Linked DNA regions of Homo sapiens: region 2 is linked to region 1. The links are chromatin loops, found by intact Hi-C in ENCODE. Cell type or tissue: HCT116. All regions are shown on one strand. Each heading gives the region's core, and the rest is flanking DNA. Links, peaks and the distances in the headings are about the cores only.

The links. Peaks named below come from ENCODE experiments on the same cell type or tissue, not always from the same donor. Only the 100,000 strongest peaks of a DNase experiment are listed, where the experiment ranks them.
Region 2: it touches region 1 in a loop (10-fold over the local background); 3 of 110 quality-filtered maps call a loop at or near these places.

The regions. Positions count from the first base shown.
Region 1 is chr5:74,713,950-74,717,980 of GRCh38, forward strand. HEXB (hexosaminidase subunit beta) reads left to right here. Exons shown (of 14, transcript NM_000521.4): 8 at 1,561-1,741; 9 at 2,638-2,724. Among named protein-coding and RNA genes, the nearest start is that of HEXB, 31 kb to the left of the region's middle. In HCT116, for the core only: a CTCF peak has its summit at 2,133; a DNase peak (open chromatin) is centred at 2,152.
Region 2 is chr5:74,898,896-74,907,869 of GRCh38, forward strand. No RefSeq gene overlaps it. Among named protein-coding and RNA genes, the nearest start is that of FAM169A, 37 kb to the left of the region's middle. RefSeq lists an enhancer at 1,379-2,200. In HCT116, for the core only: a CTCF peak has its summit at 4,715 (motif pointing left); a DNase peak (open chromatin) is centred at 4,686.

The DNA of each region.
Region 1 (4,031 bases), core at 1,185-3,684:
CCTGCCTCAGCCTACTGAGTAGCTGGGACTACAGGCGCCCGCCACCACGCTAATTTTTTGTATTTTTAGTAGAGACGGGGTTTCACCGTGTTACCCAGGATGGTCTTGATCTCCCCTCCTCATGATCGGCCCGCCTCGGCCTCCCAAAGTGTTGGGATTATAGGCGTGAGCCACTGCGCCTGGCCAGGAGTTGTATTTTATAAGTTGCAAAAGTGAATATTTGAGGTATTGCATTTCTTATTTTATGACCTAGTGTTTGCTCATTTTGTTCTTAATTGTGATTGGCCTATCAGTAATACTATTGACAGATACAATTCAATAGCTACTCTGTGTCTATTGTGAGCAAGTCATTGTGATTAGGTACTGCCTAAAGTATAAAAAAGGGAATGAAAGAAAACAAAAAGTGATTACAAAAAGTAGAACATGATAAGTGAATTCAAGAAATGGTTTCATAGATGAGGTAACACTTAAAATGCTTTTGAGTGATCACAGAATATATTCATGTTTCTGGTAGAGGAAATGGCATAAGGAAATGTGTGCAAAAAGTGTAAGATATGCTTGACAAGTATGTAGCTGGAGTAGAGTGTAGCAGAGTAGGAGGCATTATAGGGTGGTGATTAAGAACTTTGGCTTTGGAGCCAGACAGCTTGGGTTTGAATCTTGCTTCTGCCATTATAAACTAGGTGACCTTGGGCAAGTTACAATATCTCATCTTCAGTTTCTCCATCTCTAAAATGAGAATTAGTAGTAGCTATCATGTAATTTTTTTGAGAATTAAATAATGTAAAGCACATAGCACAGTACCAAGCATTTATAATTGCTCAATATTATTAGAGTAGACATGGGGAATAGTGAGAGGTAAATCTGGAAAAGCACATTAGCGGGCCTTTGGTGAGGAATGTGAACTTCATCAGGACACACTGGAAACCAGTGAAAATTTCTGAGCAGAGGAGTAACATGATGGGAACCACACTTTGGGAAAACCTTTGGGAAAGTGACAGATTGGAGTTCTGGACCAGGAGGGTGATAGTGGGAATGTAAAATAATGGACAGAACTGAGAGACATTCTGGAAATATCCATAGAATTTGGCAACTGATGGACTCCAGGAGAGAGGAGGTATATACTCTAGGATGACGATGGTACCCTTATTAGAATACGAAAATCAGGAGAAGCTAGAGAAGGGAGCTTAAGGACTGCAGATGTTGTTTTTTGTTAGCTTGTATTTGAAGTACAGCTAGGATATTCAGTTGTATCCAGCAGGGAATTTGAAATATGAATTGAAGCTCAAGAAAAAGCGTTGAGGCAAACTGAAGATTTGGGAGTTACTAACATTTGACATAGATAAAATCTCAGATATAATGGGAAACAAAGAGGCAAAGAGACAGGATTCAGGAAACCCTTCTTATCTGGAAGAAATTACTAGCTCTTAGTAAACATGTTCATCTTTTGTGTATAAAATCTTGTAGCTTCAATAAAATGACGTAGTAAAATCATGTGGAAAACCAGATCTTTATAATGAGTACACTTCTTTTAAAAAGAATCTTAATATTTTCTTCTAGGTCAGAAAGACCTCCTGACTCCATGTTACAGTAGACAAAACAAGTTGGACTCTTTTGGACCTATAAACCCTACTCTGAATACAACATACAGCTTCCTTACTACATTTTTCAAAGAAATTAGTGAGGTGTTTCCAGATCAATTCATTCATTTGGGAGGAGATGAAGTGGAATTTAAATGTTGGTAAGATGATTCCTTAAAACCCCTTTAAAAAAAAAAAAAAGAGAGGCTGGGTGCGGTGGCTCACGCCTATAATCCCAGCACTTTGGGAGGCAGAGGCAGGCAGATCACCTGAGGTCAGGAGTTCAAGACCAGCCTGGCCAACATGGTGAAACCCCATCTCTACTAAAAATACAAAAATTAGCTGGGCGTGGTGGTGGGTACCTGTAATCCCAGCTCCTTGGGAGGCTGAGGCAGGAGAATCTCTTGAACCTGGGAGGAAGAGATTGCAGTGAGCTGAGATCATGCCACTGTACTCCAGACTGAGTGACAGAGTGAGACTCCATCTCAAAAAAAAAAAAAAAAAAAAAAAAATGGAATAAAAAACCTGTTGCATTGAAGTAGCTGTAGAGGGCTCCACACCATAAGGAAGACTTAAGAGTAACATGCCTGCTTGTAAGGGTTTAAACTGGGCAACATGACTCCTGAGATGGTAGATTTGTGGAGAATGTACATTTTGGTATGGCAAAGTAAAGCTTGAGGAAAAACAAGATGCAGAAGAAAATGGAGATTCAAAAAAAGACTACTGTGAAATGAGAACACCTTTAGTGAAAGAGGGCAATCAATGATTAAATAGGAAAGATTTTTCAAATAAAAATTCTCTCTGCAAATAGCTTTAGATGGAGGAGAAAGGTGGTAAGGTAAAGAAAGCCATTTTTAAAGGAAATCAGCTTCTTGAAAAAATTGTTTGCAATGGATAATTAAGATAACTTGTAATTAAGTTTTTAGGCTTCTTTTTACTACCTACAAACTTTAATAGTTTTAAGTCTGCACAACTGATGTTAGGCATGTATACTGCTCTAAATAATAAACTGAGCATATCAAACTTCTAATGAAATTTTAATCACTTTTTGCTTCAGGGAATCAAATCCAAAAATTCAAGATTTCATGAGGCAAAAAGGCTTTGGCACAGATTTTAAGAAACTAGAATCTTTCTACATTCAAAAGTAAGTTGTTTGAAAGCCTATTTCTGTATTAATGCTTTTTGTAAAAGTTTATTTAGTAATGTGCTTTATTTTTTACATTTTCTCTACATCCTTTGCCTAAGTGTAGATGTGAAAAATCACTAAAGGAGGCAATACCCACTGCTTGCTTTAAATCAGTAACATGGTGACTCCAAGTATTTTCCAATAGCTGTTGAAATATAGGAAGGCAGTCATCTGTTCTAAAAACTCAGATTGGGCTGGGCATGGTGGCTCACACCTGTAATCCCGGCACTTTGGGAGGCCGAGGCAGGTGGATCACCGGAGGCCAGGAGTTCGAGACCAGCCTGGCCAACATGGTGAAATCCCATCTCTACTAAAAATGAAAAAATTAGCCAGGCATGGTGGCAGGTGCCTGTAGTCCCAGCTACTCGGGCGGCTGAGGGAGAATCTCCTGGGAGATGGAGGTTACAGTGAGCTAAGATCGCACCACTGCACTCCAGCCTGGGCAACAGAGTGAGACTGTCTCAATCAATCAATCAATCAATCCATCAATAAATATAAAACTCAGCTTGAAGCCCTGGCTACCCTGTGAAGTCTTCACTACCATCCAGCCCCTGGAATTCATTCCATTTTGTCAATTCCAGGAACATATATTTTACTATATACCTGTGCTACCCAATACAGTAGCCATAGCCACAGGTGTCTGTCCATATGTAAATTAATTAAAATTAATGAAAGTTAAAAATTCAGCTACTCAGTTGCATTAGCCACATGTCAAGTGTTCAGTAGCCAGCTGAGGCTAGTGACTGCCATACTGAAAAATGCATATATATATATATATATACACATTTCCATCCCAGGAAGTTCTACTAGACCGTGCTGCTCTAGAGGGATTGGCAAACTTTTTCTGTAAAGGGTCAGAGAGTAAAGATTTTAGGCTTCATGGGCCACATACAATTGCCCATGGACCACATACAATTTTTTTTTAACTTAAAAAAAACCTCAAATTTTAAAACTTAAAAAAAAATGCTTTACAAATATAAAAACCATTCTTAGCCCATGAGACATACAAAAACAGCCTGCAAGCTGTAGTTGCCAACCCTTATGCTGTACCATTTATTTGGCAAGCCCAGATTCCAGCCTTTGCCTGTTCAGCTTTTTGTGTGATGCATTTAAGTGTTATTTATCTGCAGAGCACCTGGCATTATGTAAATATCTGTAAATATTTGTGGATTGTCAGTAACTGTTACATGTAATTTATGTGATATGACAGGCTAGATCGTGGTCCCTACCATTTTAAGACAGCCATAAAATTGTAAGAGATTGCT
Region 2 (8,974 bases), core at 3,446-5,945, 190 kb after region 1:
TTTATCTCTATTTTTTCCCCATTTACTGGAAGATAAATGGCTTCCCAGCTCTTTGACTAAAATGTTCAATTTCAGCTTCCCTAAGTTTAAATTTCCAAGTGTTCTTTCTTGGCTTTATTTTTTATTTTTTATTTTAGACTGAGTCTCACTCTGTTGCCCAGGCTGGAGTGCAGTGGTGTGATCTCAGGTCACTGCAACCTCTGCCTCCTGCATTCAAGTGATTCTCCTGCCTCAGACTCCCGAGTAGCTGGGACTACAGGCACCCGCCACTATGCCCAGCTAATTTTTGTATTTTCAGTAGAGACAGGGTTTCACCATGATGGCCAGACTGCTCTCGAACTCCTGACCTCAGGTGATCTGCCCGCCTCGGCCTCCTAAAGTGCTGGGATTACAGGCGTGAGGCACCATATCCTTGGTTTATGGATGCAAAAACTTCTGTTATTTTCCCATGGTATTATTTGCTTATAGGTTTTGTTTTCTTTTGTTCTTATTTGCTTCCATCAGGTTAATTTTTCTGCTTGTTTTGTTCTCTCTCTTCGTATTGGGATTTTACCAATTTTTTTTGTTTCTAATATGCAATATGCAGCATCCAGATGCCATTTAAATATCAATATGAATTGTGACCTAAAAAATAGGAAGAAAAAAAAGAAAAGATACTGAATGATCAAGTTCAGAGAGGTGTAATAAGAATAATATACATGTGGGAAGAATCCTATGCAATGCCATTAAAATAACTTTTGAGCCATGCAGAAAGACAATTACAATATCTTAAGAAAGCCACAAAGGTAACATCTAAACAAGGAGCAAATAGCAAGTTATAACCTATGTGAAGTAAAGTTAAAATGAAATAGCAGATTCAAATCAGACAGAAGAAGAGCTAATGTGTGACTTCAATCCAGAGAATGTGTAAGCCCACGACCAGTCCTTTTAAGGTAGAAAGCCCTATTTATAGGCTCATAATGTCTCAGTAGTGACTTATGAAAAAATCAAATTCTGAGTCTCAGCTAAAAAAATCTCTCTGGTTGATGTATAACTTCAGTAGGCTGAGATAAGGACCTCCATGTGCTTAGGTATAATTGTGTTTTTTTGTTTTTCTTAATTAAAAAAATTTATTATTATTATTTGAGTTGGACTCCACTCTGTCACCCATGCTGGAGTGCAGTGGCGTGATCTTGGCTCACTGCAAACTCCGCTTCCCAGATTGAAGCCATTCTCCTGTCTCAGCCTCCTGAGTAGCTGGAACTACCAGCATGTGCCACCATGCCTGGCTAATTTTTGTATTTTTAGTAGAGACAGGGTTTCGCCATATTGGTCAGACTGGTCTTCAACTCCTGACTTCAGGTGATCCACCTATCTCGGCCTCCCAAAGTGCCAGGATTACAGGCATGAGCTACTGTGCCCGGCCAGGTATAATTGTTTTATGGATATCATTTGACTCTGGAAAAATTAGAATTTAGCATTAAAAATAAAGTATACGGCCGGGCATGGTGGCTCATACCTGTAATCCCAGCACTTTGGGAGGCTGAGGTGGGTGGATCACCTGAAGTCAGGAGTTCAAGACCAGTCTGACCAATATGGCGAAACCCTGTCTCTACTAAAAATACAAAAATTAGCCAGGCGTGGTGGCACGTGCTTAGTCCCAGCTACTCAGGAGGCTGAGACAGGAGAATGGCTTGAATCTGGGAAGCGGAGTTTGCAGTGAGCCAAGATCACGCCACTGCACTCCAGTATGGGTGACAGAGTGAGAGTCCATCTCAAATACAAAAATACAAAAATTAGCCAGGTATGGTGGTGCATGCCTGTAATCCCAGCTACTCGGGAGGCTGAGGCAGGAGAATAGCTTGAACCCGGGAGGCAGAGATTGTAGTGAGCCAAGATCCTGCCACTGCACTCCAGCCTGGGACAGAGCTAGACTCCGTCTCAAAAAAAACAAAAAGTATATTACATCTATAATATTAATATTCTTATGTTAAGATTAAAAATACATTATTAGGCTGGGCGCGGTGGCTCACGCCTGTAATCCCAGCACTTTGGGAGGCCAAGACGGGCGGATCACGAGGTCAGGAAATTGAGACCATCCTGGTTAACACAGTGAAACCCTGTCTCTATTAAAAATACAAAAATTAGCCACGGGTGGTGGCGGGCGCCTGTAGTCCCAGCTACTCCGGAGTCTGAGGCAGGAGAATGGCATGAACCTGGGAGGCGGAGCTTGCAGCGAGCCGAGACCACGCCACTGCATTCCAGCCTGGGTGACAGGGCGAAACTCCGTCTCAAAAAAAAAAAAAAAAAAAGGACATCAGTTTTTTATTGTTGTATAACTAATTACCACAAACCCAGTGGCTTAAGTGTATTACTGCATAGTTTCTGTGGATGAGGAGTCTAGGCTGGGTCTTCTGCTCAGGCCCTTGTAAAGCTGTGCTCGAGTTACTGGTTGTATTTTGATCTAGAGGCTCAACTGAGGGAAAATTCACTTCCCAGCTCATTCAGGTTGTTAGCAGAAATCAATTCCTTGCTGTTTTGCAGCTGAGGACCCTGGCTTTTTGCTGGCTGTTGGCTGGAGGCCTGTATCAGGTTCTAGAGGCATCCACAGGTTCCTAGAAGAGTCCGCAGTTCCTTACCACACAGGCTTCTCCAACATGCCTGCTTATTCCATCAGGCCCACAAGGAGCATTTCACTTCTGTCTGCTGAAACAGAGTCTCATATAACATAACATAACATAACATAACATAACATAACATAACATAACATAACATAACAAACGTAACGTAACGTAACATAATCACAGGAGTGACATCCCATCATCTTTTCCATATAATACAACCTGATCAAGGGACTGACATCCCATCACCAGTCCTGCCAACACTCAAGGGCAGGGAGTGTGGCAAAGCATGAATACCAAGAGATAAGGAATCACGGGCACTTACCTTACAGTCTGTCTGCTAAAAAGAATGATCTGTATATGTTTGGTACTTAAAGTCCCTGTAGTGTTTAAGAAAATTTGGCAAATTGGAGTATCTAAGAGACCAGCTTTGTGGTCCCAATTTAGAATGAATGAGTAATTGATTTAGATTTGGAATTTTGAGTTGAGTTGTAAGAGAGTTTTAATAAGTTTAGAAATTATATTGGACCATTTAAAACAACTTAACATCCACCATACTTACATGTTTACTGTCTTACGAATATTAGAATTTCTAAGTACTTGAAAGGGTAGCAGCAGCCAGTCTCCAAAGATGGCCACCATCAATGCATGTTCTTCGTGTATGTGCATTCTGCTCCTGATAACAAGAAGAGGAGTTTCCTTCTCCTCTCTCCTCTGGGCTGACCTTGTAACTGGCCCTGATCAAGAGAATGTGGCAGAAGGGACATTCTGGTCATTAAGCCCAGGCCCTGCAAGGACTGATAGCTTCTACTTTCTGCCTCTTACAATGCTCTTTCTTGGAACCTAGCTGTTATGCCATGATAAAATAAATGATATACCTGATTGCAGAATATATAATGCACTCTTTTTATTTATTTATTTTTTTTTGAGACAGAGTCTTGCTCTGTCACCCAAGCTGGAGTGCAGTGGTGTGATCTTGGGCTCACTGCAACCTCTGCCTCCCGGATTCAAGTGACTCTCCTGCCTCAGCCTCGCCAGTAGCTGGAACTACAGGCCCACGCCAGAATGCCTGGCTAATTTTTGTGCTTTTAGGAGAGACAGGGTTTCACCACGTTGGCCAGACTGGTCTTGAACTCCTAACCTCAAGTAATCTGCCCGCCTCCGCCTCTTAAGTGTTGGGATTACAGGCGTGAGCCACCACACTCGGCCATATAATGAATTCTTAAAACTCAATAACAAGAAGACAAACAACCTGGTTAAAATAAATGGGCAAATTTTTCAACAGACATTACTAAAGAAGACATAGGAATGGATAAAAAGCATATGAAAAGATGCTTGGCCAGTCATGGTGGTACACGTCTGTAATCCCAGCTACTCGGGAGGCTGAGGCAGAATTGCTTGAACCCAGGAGATCCCAGTAAGCTGAGATCGCACCGATGCACTCCAGCCTGGGCAACAGAGTGAGACTTCATCTAAAAAAAATAAAAAAATAAAAAAAAGAAGAAAAGAAAAGGTGCTTAACATCATCAGTTATTAGGGAAATGCAAATTTGCAAATTAAAACCACAATGAGCTGCCTACCATTTCACACCTACTAGAATGGCTTTAGTTGAAAAGACAGACAATAACTAGTGTTCGTGAAGATGTAGAGAAAATGGAACCTTCCTTCATGGCTGAGACAAAGTAAAATGTTGTAGCTACTTTGGATAAAAGTTTGCCAGTTTCTTAAAAAGTTAAACATGTGTACTAAACATGGCTTTTTATTCTGATGTTTTGACATCAGGGGCCTTACAGATCCTGTGTAGACTGCAACTCCCAGGGCTAGCCAACACCTAGAAATAGCAAACAACTCATCTTCCATGTGCAAACCAACGAATCCTAAGCCTATTTCCTAATTACCTCCTCAGTTGAGCTCTCACACATCTTGCCACTATTCCCCTGCCCTAATCACCTCAGGGCTGGGTGCCAGATAATTACAAATATTCTCTATGCCCCAGAGTTCAGTTCAAATTGGCCAATCCTAAACCTGCTTACCTGGCCTCACCTGTTCCTGGGGAAACCAGAATAAAGGCTCTTGCTCCCGCTGTCCCGACTGACCCTGCCGCTCCCCCATGTGGCCTGGCATGGTGGAGCACACACTCTCCTGTCCTGGGAACTGTCTCAGTCTGTCTTTTCAAGAGCAGTCATCTCCTGATCTGTTGGCCTCTCCATACCTGGATAAAAATAAAATCAACATTTTAAAGCAATATGTTTACCATATGATCCAGCAATTTCATTCTTAGGTATTTACCCCAGTGAAATGAAAACATATTTCTATACAAAAATCTATACATGAATGTTCATAGCAGCATTATACGTAATAACTACAAAGTGGAAACCACCCACATATCCATCCAATGATGAATAGAGAAACAATGTGTTCTATCCATACAATGGAATACTTATTCAGAAATGAAAGGACTGAACTATTTATAAATGCTAAAACATAGATGAACCTGAAAATAATTATGAGTGAAAGGAACCAGGCACAAAAGACCACACACTGTATGATCACTTTTATAGAAATGTTCAGAAAAGACAAATCTATGGAGAAAAAAGAGTACATTTGTGATGGCCTTGGAGCTGCAGTGGGAACAGGGGTTGATTGCTAACGAGCATGATGGTTCTCTTTAGGATTATACAAATATTCATAAATATTCTAAAACTGGATTGCAGTGATGAACAGTCTGTAAGTTTGTTAACCATCATTGAATTGTACACTTAAAATAGGTGAGTTTCTTTTTTTTTTAAGATTTTCTTTTTAATTATACTTTAAGTTCTGGGGTACATGTGCAGAATGTGCAGGTTTGTTACATAGCTACATGTGTGCCATGGTGGTTTGCTGCACCCAACAACCTGTAAATTTTTTTTTTTTGAGATGGAGTCTCACTCTGTTGCCCAGGCTGGAGTGCAGTGGCACAACCTCTGCTCAACTGCAACCTCCACCTCTCAGGTTCAAGTGATTCTCCTGCCTCAGCCTCCCGAGTAGATGGGATTACAGGCACACACCACCATACCCAGCTAATTTCTGTATTTTTAGTAAAGACGGGGTTTCACCATATTGGTGAGGCTGGTCTTGAACTCCTGACCTCATGATTCGCCCGCCTTGGCCTCCCAAAGTGCTGGGATTACAGGCATGAGCCACCATGCCCGGCCAACCTGTAATCTACATTAGGCATTTCTCCTAACGCTATCCACCCCCTAGCCTCCCATCCCCCAGCAGGCCCTGGTGTGTGATGCCCACTCCCGTGTCCATGTGTTCTCATTGTTCAACTCCCACTTATGAGTGAAAACCTGCGGTGTTTGGTTTTCTGTTCCTGTTAGTTTGCTGAGAATGATGGTTTCCACCTTCATCCATGGCCCTGCAAAGGACATGAACTCATCCTTTTTTATGGCTGCATAGTATTCCATGGTGTATATGTACCACATTTTCTTTATCCAGTCTATCATTGATAGGCATTTGGGTTGATTCCAAGTCTTTGCTATTGTGAACTGTGCCGCAATAAACATATGTGTGCATGTGTCTTTACAGTAGAATAATTTATAATCCTTTGGGTATATACCCAGTAATGGGATTACTGGGTCAAATGGTATTTCTATTTCTAGATCCTTGAGTAATCACCACACTGTCTTCCACAATGGTTGAACTAATTTATACTCCCACCAACAGTGTAAAAACATTCCTATTTCTCCACATCCTCTCTAGCATCTGTTGTTTCCTGACTTTCTAATGATTGCCATTCTAACTGGAGTGAGATGGTATCTCATTGTGGTTTTGATTTGCATTTCTCTAATGACCAGTGATGATAAGGTATTTTTCATATGTTTGTTGGCTGCATAAATGTCTTCTTTAGAGAAGTGTCTGTTCATATCCTTTGCCCACTTTTTGATGGGGTTGTTTGTTTTCTTCTTGTGAATTTGTTTAAGTTCTTCGTCAATTCTGGATATTAGCCCTTTGTCAGATGGATAGATTGTAAAAATTTTCTCCCATTCTGTAGGTTGCCTGTTCACTCTGATGATAGTTTCTTTTGCTGTGCAGAAGCTCTTAAATTAGATCCTGTTTGTCAATTTTGGCTTTTGTTGCTATTGCTTTTGGTGTTTTAGCCATGAAGTCTTTGCCCACGCCTATGTGCTGAATGGTATTGCCCAGGTTTTCTTCTAGGATTTTCTTTTTTTTTTTTTTGAGACCGAGTTTCGCTCTTGTTGCCCAGGCTGGAGTGTAGCGGCGCGATCTTGGCTCACCGCAACCTCCACGTCCCAGGTTCAAGCGATTCTCCTGGCTCAGCCTCCCACCTCCTGAGTAGCTGGGATTACAGGCATGTGCCACCATGCCCAGCTAATTTTTTTGTATTTTTAGTAGAGACGGGGTTTCTCCATGTTGGTCAGGCTGGTCTCGAACTCCCGACCTCAGGTGATCCGCCCGCCTTGGCCTCCCAAAGTGCTGGGATTACAGGCATGAGCCACCGCACCCGGCCCCTCTTCTAGGGTTTTCATGGTTTTAGGCCTTGTGCTTAAGTCTTTAATCCATCTTGAGTTAATTTTTGTATAAGATGTAAGGAAGGGATCCAGTTTCAGGTTTCTGCATATGGCTAGCCAGTTTTCCCAACACCATTTATTAAATAGGGAATCCTTTCCCTATTGGTTGTTTCTGTCAGGTTTGTCAAAGATCAGATGGTTGTAGATGTGTGATGTTTTCTCTGAGGCCCCTGTTCTATTCCATTGGTCTATATATCTGTTTTGGTACCAGTACCATGCTATTTTTGTTACTGCAGACTTTTTTTTTTTTTTTTTTTTTTGAGACAGAGTCTCGCTCTGTCGCCCAGGCTGGAGTGCAGTGGCGCGATCTTGGCTCACTGCAAACTCCGCCTCCTGGGTTCACGCCATTCTCCTGCCTCAGCCTCCCAAGTAGCTGGGACTACAGGCGCCCGACGCAACGCCCGGCTACTTTTTTTATATTTTTAGTAGAGACAGGGTTTCACCGTGTTAGCCAGGATGGTCTTGATCTCCTGACCTCGTGATCCACCCACCTCAGCCTCCCAAAGTGCTGGGATTACAGGCATGAGCCACTGTGCCTGGCCTTACTGTAGCCTTATAGTATAGTTTGAAGTCAGGTAGCATGATGCCTCCAGCTTTGATCTTTTTGCTTAGGATTTTCTTGGCTATGCAGGCTCTTTTTTGGTTCTATATGAAATTTAAAGTAGTTTTCTCTAATTCTGCGAAGACAGTCAGTGGTAGCTTGATGGGGATAGCATTGAATCTATAAATTACTTTGGGCAGTATGACCATTTTCATGATATTGATTCTTCCTATCCATGAGCATGGAATGTTTTTTCATTTGTTTGTGTCCTCTCTTATTTCCTTGAGCAGTGGTTTGTAATTCTCCTTGAAGAGTTCCTTCACATCTTACAAGGGAAGAGTTACATCCCTTGTAAGTTGTATTCCTAGGTATTTTATTCTCTTTGTAGCAATTGTGAATGGGACTTCACTCATAATTTGGCTCTCTGTTTGTCTGTTATTGGGGTATAGGAATTCTTGTGGTTTTTGCACATTGATTTTGTATCCTGAGACTTTGCTGAAGTTGCTTATCAGCTTAAGGAGATTTTGGGCGGAGATAATGGGATTTTCTAAATATACAATCATGTCATCTGCAAACAGAGACAATTTGACTTCCTCTTTCCTAATTGAATCCCCTTTATTTCTTTCTCTTGCCTGATTGCCTTGGCCAGAACTTCCAACACTATGTTGAATAGGAGTGGTGAGAGAGGGCATCCCTGTCTTGTGCCAATTTTCAAAGGGAATGATTCCAGTTTTTGCCCACTCAGTATGATATTGGCTGTGGGTCCGTCATAAATAGCTCTTATTATTTTGAGATACATTCCATCAATACCTAGTTTATTGAGAGTTTTTAGCATGAAGGGCTGTTGAATTTTGTCGAAGGCCTTTTCTGCATCTATTGAGATAATCATGTGGTTTTTGTCATTGGTTCTGTTTATGTGATGGATTACATTTATTGATTTGTGTATGTTGAACCAGCCTTGCATCCCAAGTATGAAGCCAACTTGATTGTGGTGGATAAGCTTTTTGATGTGTTGCTGGATTTGGTTTGCTAGTTTTTTTTTGAAGATTTTTGCATGAATGTTCGTCAGGGATATTGGCCTGAAATTTTCTTTTTTTGTTATGTCTCTGCCAGGTTTCAGTATCAGGATGATGCTGGCCTCATAAAATGAGTTAAGGAGGATTCCCTCTTTTTGTATTGTTTGGAATAGTTTCAAAAGGAATGGTACCAGCTCCTCTTTGTATCTCTGATAGAATTTGCACTGTGAATCTGTCTTGTCC